Regions from separate parts of the Mus musculus genome. Here region 2 is linked to region 1. The links are chromatin loops, found by intact Hi-C in ENCODE. Cell type or tissue: heart. All regions are shown on one strand. Each heading gives the region's core, and the rest is flanking DNA. Links, peaks and the distances in the headings are about the cores only. Region 1 holds the start of Cyp1b1 (cytochrome P450, family 1, subfamily b, polypeptide 1). Region 2 has its middle 28 kb from the start of Gm33055.

What was found. Peaks named below come from ENCODE experiments on the same cell type or tissue, not always from the same donor. Only the 100,000 strongest peaks of a DNase experiment are listed, where the experiment ranks them.
Region 2: a loop joins it to region 1, with 1.9 times the contacts of the local background. A loop is called at or near these places in 1 of 42 quality-filtered maps.

What each region holds. Positions count from the first base shown.
Region 1 is chr17:79,714,349-79,717,255 of GRCm38, forward strand. Cyp1b1 (cytochrome P450, family 1, subfamily b, polypeptide 1) reads right to left here and starts at 713. Exons shown (of 3, transcript NM_009994.2): 1 at 339-713. RefSeq lists promoters at 580-2,907, 586-1,784 and enhancers at 1,516-1,784, 1,547-1,577, 1,568-1,597, 1,710-1,738. In heart, for the core only: a CTCF peak has its summit at 1,409 (motif pointing left); DNase peaks (open chromatin) are centred at 303, 723 and 1,463; H3K4me3 peaks cover 2,057 bases; H3K27ac peaks cover 1,635 bases; H3K27me3 peaks cover 1,472 bases.
Region 2 is chr17:79,764,215-79,767,121 of GRCm38, forward strand. No RefSeq gene overlaps it. Among named protein-coding and RNA genes, the nearest start is that of Gm33055, 28 kb to the left of the region's middle. In heart, for the core only: no CTCF peak of the experiment used is centred there; a DNase peak (open chromatin) is centred at 1,337.

The sequences.
Region 1 (2,907 bases), core at 1-2,500:
GCAAAGGAAAAAAAGAGTGCCCTCCGTCCCGCGTCTCGGCCCCAGCATGGGGCTTTACCCTGGGATTGAGTAGAGAGGAGGCAGTGCATAATTCAGGTAAAGGCTAGCTTTCTGGGCAAGATGCTTAAAACTATGTTTCCTACCCAACTCAGCCTCCAGCAGAGACCTATCGGCTTCCAAATCCCCAGCTGCCTAACGGTTCCCAGAATTCCGACACAATGCCGGTGGGTGGCAGACACTGAGGCAGGTTTCTTTTAAAGTACCTAATACCCCCACCCCTGACCTTCAAGAACTGCCCTGAAGAGACCTCAGGAAAGTGGCTCCGCGGACAGACTGACCTGCGATGAAGCGTGGTTTCCAGCGGTGTAGAGCAGCGGGATCTGGGAGAAGCTCTGGAGCCTCTGCCCAGATTCTGGCAAGGCTTCAACCTGAGAGTCCCCAGGGACCCCGAGACCTAGACACCTGAGGCCCGCTGCTTTAGCACCTACTCTTGACTCAATCAGAGCCTAAACTTAGATTAGGATGGAGGACAGGGACAAAAGTGTCTCAAGTTTGCACCTGGGACCCCGCAAAGTCAGGGCTTTCTCACGGAGTTGGGGTTGCAGTTGAGAAGGGTCGGGGGTGGGAGTTGATAAAGTGGAGTTAAATCCCAGCCCGCTGGCAGTTTTCAAGCTGGCGTCGCAGAGGTGTCTGCAACGCACCCCAGAGGCGATGCGCCATCCCTCTACTCCGGGGTTTTAAGGACTGGGTAGAGACTGGAGGAAGCGGGACCTTAGGGGGTGGGGCGTGAGGGGCGGGACGCACTGCGAAAATCCACAGATCTGTGAGTTGGGTCTCACATCCGTGCTTAGTGACCCAGGGTGGTCCAGTGGGAAATCCGCGCCTCTGGCTGGGACCCTCCTGAAACAATAGCTGGCAGCTTTGTTAGGATCCGCCTTGTAAAGTTTTCCTTTGGCGACAAGGGCTTGTCGTCAGTCATCCTCCCCACCCCCCACCCCCCAGTCAAGACCCCCACGCTTTCCTCAGAACCGAGCTTGGGACAGAATTTCCAACGCCTCTGCGCGCTGGAGCAAAGCTCAACCAGGAGCACGCCCTCCTCCTCCAGGTGACTCGAGTTTGGTGCCTTGCTCATGATCCTTAGGCACCGAGCCAGGAAAAGAAACTTGCTATTTTAATATCAGGACAGCTTGGTTTGCCTTGCATTTATCTTTATCTTAAGGTTTTACAAAGCATTTGGCCCCACGGCCGCGGCCCTTTGTGTGCACAGATCTCTACCTCTGAGATTTGGAAACCTTTAAAGTTCTCCCGCCCCAAGGCGTGCACCATCCTTCTGCACACAAAGCTCTCAGAAGGCAAGGCTTCCCGCGTTGAAACGACAGGAACTCTGCCACCTGCTGGACACGCGTGACAGCTCAGGTCGCCCCAGGCAGTGATCCAAGCTTGGGCACCAGAGACAGTCCTGGAGCGCCAGACCCGAGAGGGGGCGGTGAGTGGGAGGAGGAGGCGGCTCTGTACGCCAACAAACGGTTGGGTTGAAAAGTTTCTGCTGTCGCCTCCCCCTTGCGTGCGGAGCTGTGCCTTGCGTGCGCCGCTTCTGGGAAGTCGGCTCCAGTCATCTCCCTGGGCGCTGCTCGCGGCCGCCCCTCCCGCGTTTCTCACGACACCTGACACGCCGAGGCGGCGGCCAAGGGCGGGGTGCCTGCCGCCACCACCCTTGGCGGCGCACGCACAGCTGCCGCCCGCAGGGCCTGCCCTGAGGATGCTCGATCGCAGCCAACTGGTCGACCCCCACTCACTCAGCTTGTTTCCCAAACTAGCTTCGGGGACGCTTTCTTCAAAGAGAAAGCCAAGGATGTCAAAAGGCCTGGGAAGCAACTGCTCTTGTTTATGGTCAATGCAAGGTATCGTGCAAAACACCTGAGAGAACAAGGTTTCTGTTAGGCTCTGGAAAAGGCAACCCAAGAAAGAGGTAGACTGCTTCTAATAAAGGAAGAATTGTAGCCCCAGGTCATTGGTGTGATCTCTGGATAACCCGTTCCCAGCGTTGTGTTATTGTCTCATTTACAAATAAAGAGATTCAGAGAGATTATGAGACTATTATCTGAATCACAATGTTCTCTATAGGTGAAGACAGGATTTAAACTCACAAAGTTCCACTCCAAATCCCTCATACGGGTCTATTAAAAGCACCCTTAAGAGGATCAACAAGTTTCTTGCTGAACAATACAAAACAAGCAAAACAAACCAAAACAAAATTTGCATAGGATCTGGCCAGAGGCTCAACAGCTAATGGTGCTTGCTAACAACACTGACCACCTGAACTAGATGCCACAGGGCACAAGGCTCAAGTAATCCTCTCACCTCCACGCCCATGCCAAAGCACACACACTTGCGTGTACATAAGTGTAATAAGTTTTGAATCAGCCAAAAGGATGTTGTTTTTTGTTTTCATGACTGAGGATTATAAGACTCACAGAGAAAAGCTATGCTCACTCTTTGCCCTTGAATTGGCCAAGAGCAAGGCCAGTAGAAGTTGTCCCACAGCTGACATTAAAACAACTGATTACATTATAAAGGAACTTAATGAAAATGTCTGAAAGAGAGTCTAACATCTTTCAATAAAATTCCTGGCCTGCTAAGAAAAGGCCTTTTTATAAGTCTTTTCAGTAACTTTTGCAGTCTTTTCTGAATGAGATTTTATATATACTATAGTCTAGCTCTCCTGTGATGACGTGGGTCAAGTGTGTCTTAGTTTACTAATAACCATTGGTTTCTCAGAGCTGCACTGGTCCAACATACCTGTTTTGGTTTGTCTTTCTCCTGTTGTAACGAAATGCTGGAGACTGGTCCATGTATCAAAGGGGGCAATGGGTTTACATGAGATCATAGTTCAAGAGGCAGGAAAGT
Region 2 (2,907 bases), core at 144-2,643, 50 kb after region 1:
GAGTGGGAGTAAAGAGAAGACAGCACCCCATATCCTTCACCTGCTGGGTGATGTCACCCAGAGGGCAGCAGAAACATTCATACTGAGAGTTGCAGGAAATTTCACTGTAAGAAAGCCATGGCCACCAAGAGCAGACACAAGAGTTTCCCAGAAACCTGAGTGCCCAGAGATTCATGCACTGGTTGGATACTTATAAAAGAAGGAAATGGTGCCAGTTTGCAGAAAACAGGGCTCATCCACATAGGCCTTTGCTTTTCTTGGGGAAGAATGCATCTGGTTTGGGGAAAAACAGCAGAAGTTTTGAGCAGGAGATTGGCAAAATGTTTTAGTCTGTGTGCCAAGATGTTACCAGGTCCTTACCAGGAAGAAAAATACCCTGATCCTTCTTCATGAGATCTCTTTGGGTTTGGAGATCAGAGACTACTGTAAGTAGTGAAATCCAGAGTTATGTCAGGGAGCGAAGTAAAAGGGAATTAAAGACAATTCTAAAAGTTGTTGTTGTTGTTGTTGTTGATGATGATGATGATGATGACAATGATGTTTTTGCTTCCAAATAAACCAACTTTTCCATGGACTCCACCCACCCCAGCTTCCCCACATAGAGCATAAGTGGTCAGCAGGAAGGAGTCCAGATGTAAAAACCACCAGAGGCACTAATCATCTCTCCAGGCAAGGAGAATACAGCTTGCTTAATGCCATCCACATAGAGTTCTACATTTTGCCCATTTTTCATCATTTAACAATAAATATTGCTCTTAGGCCTAAGGAAACCCAAGCTAACTGCTCAATTTTTCTAGTTCCTATTTTCTGCAATGGACATAGCTTTAGGAGAGCAGTTTCCACCCTTTTAACTCTCTCACTCCATCTCAGACTTTTAAAAAGTAAGGAGGAAAAGAAAAAAAATGTACTAAGAAAATGAAGCCAAGTGAGGCAGAGTTCAGGAGTAGGGAGAAAAACACTGATGTAAAAGATTCAGCAATAGTAGCTGGCTGCGAGACAGAGAAAGTAGGAAAGAAAAGGCGGGTGGGCGAGACAGTGGATGTTAGCCAGCAGAGCCAAGCTAGACCCACACTAGGAGGAAAGGAGGACAATGGGAAACTAATTATGAGTTCCTCTACAACCACAGAGAACTAGAGACTGCGCTTAGGTTATTCAGAGGGGGACTTCTAATTCTGCAAGCCTTTGAGCGATCCTTTAAAAAGGAAGTCATCAGCACCTCTGCCAAGCAGATGAAGTCAGGAGAACTTAGGTCTGAGCCTCCTGGAAATGACTCTGCAGACACAGGGGGCATCTTTGCTCTCTGGTTTAGTTAAGGAGTGAATCTGTGTTGGTTTGCTTCTCTTGCTGCCCTCTAGTCCCTCCCTGCTGATTCCTTGGCAGCTCATGACTGCTCCAGTCAGGCCAAATGCAAGCAGTCAATCAGGGTTAGTAGGCTATTCACTCCAAAGAAGAGTTGGAGGAACTGAGAGGACGGTGCAGGCCAAACCGTAGAGGGTCCTAAGCTGGTAGAAGCTGAGTAGGAGGGAGTTGGAGTTAGCAGTATCTCCTGCTTTCCTATTGGTGGCCATATTCTGTGGAGGTGAGGATGGGGAATCCAAAAAATAAATAAAGATTCCAGCAAAGCTGAAAATAAGCAAGGACTTTTTCTAATAAAACTACAGGGAGCAAAGGGTGCTGCATGCTTTTTCCAATTCAGCCCTATTTTATTGTTAATGGAGTAGGTGAAATACTTCTTATGACAACTAGACCTTATTTTTAGACAGAATTCTCTTTTTCCTCCAGGATACCATCTTATCGCTTCTATATGAGCCTCCCTCGCATGCTTCCTTGCCAAGCACCTATAAAGCAGGTGCTTCCAGACTGGAGTTTTCGACTCTCCAGAGCTTTTGAAGGAAGCACTCACTGCTTTTTGGTCTGTGGCTTTCTGGAAACAATCTGGGATGGCCTGTTGGTGTTGCAGCAGCCAACTTCTTTTACTGGAATTTTATCTGCAGCTGAGCATCTTACAACTTCAGCAGTGGGTGTTGTTTTAGGAGCACCCAACAAGGACAACTGTCTGGTTTGGTTTCCTTTCTGTTTCTGTGATAAAAACACTGACCAAGAGCAACTTAGAAGAGGAAGGGATTTATTCCATCTTACATGTCACAGGCCATCATTTGTGGAAAGTCAGGGCAAGGGGACCTTACCTCTAATCACAGGGCTCAACTCACAACCAAAGCCTGACAGCTGAAGCCATGAAGTTATGCTGTTTGATGACTCACTCAAAGTCTTGCTCCCGGCTCTCTTAGGAACAGCTGATCAGGGAATGGTACCGCCCACAGTGGGCTGAGGACCCCTATATCAATTCATAACAACCATGACAATTAGCAGTATGGTATGATTGAAACTACATCCGATTTATTTCTAGAACATCCTTTCTAGAACATGCATGTTTAGAGTATTTCCAGAGGAAAGAAATATCTTTCTATTTGCTCTAAGGCCATACATTGTGAACTGAGGTATGCCACCTTGGGAGGTTTGCAACTAGAGGGAATCAAAGACTACAGGAAAATTCAGTTGTTATTTTGATACTGAAACAAGTATGGATGGATGAATTATGAGAGAGCCTCATCTGGCTATGGCCTCCTGAACATTTGAGACACTGTGTTCTTTAGGTATGGACTTGGACTTAAGCCTTACCCTTGCTTGACTTGAAGCCACGGTCTGCTTGACAAAATATTCTTTAATCATCTCCTCTATGGGATGAAGAATTACAAACAATTTGACTAAAGCCACCCAGCTACTCTATTCCTTTTTGCTTAAGGGTCTTTGCTTTGCTAAAAAGACCGTTAAAGATTATCCCTTCTCGCATCCTTAGCCCCACCCTTAGAAACTGGGCAGACTCAGTCTGAAGTACAGAATTCCTCA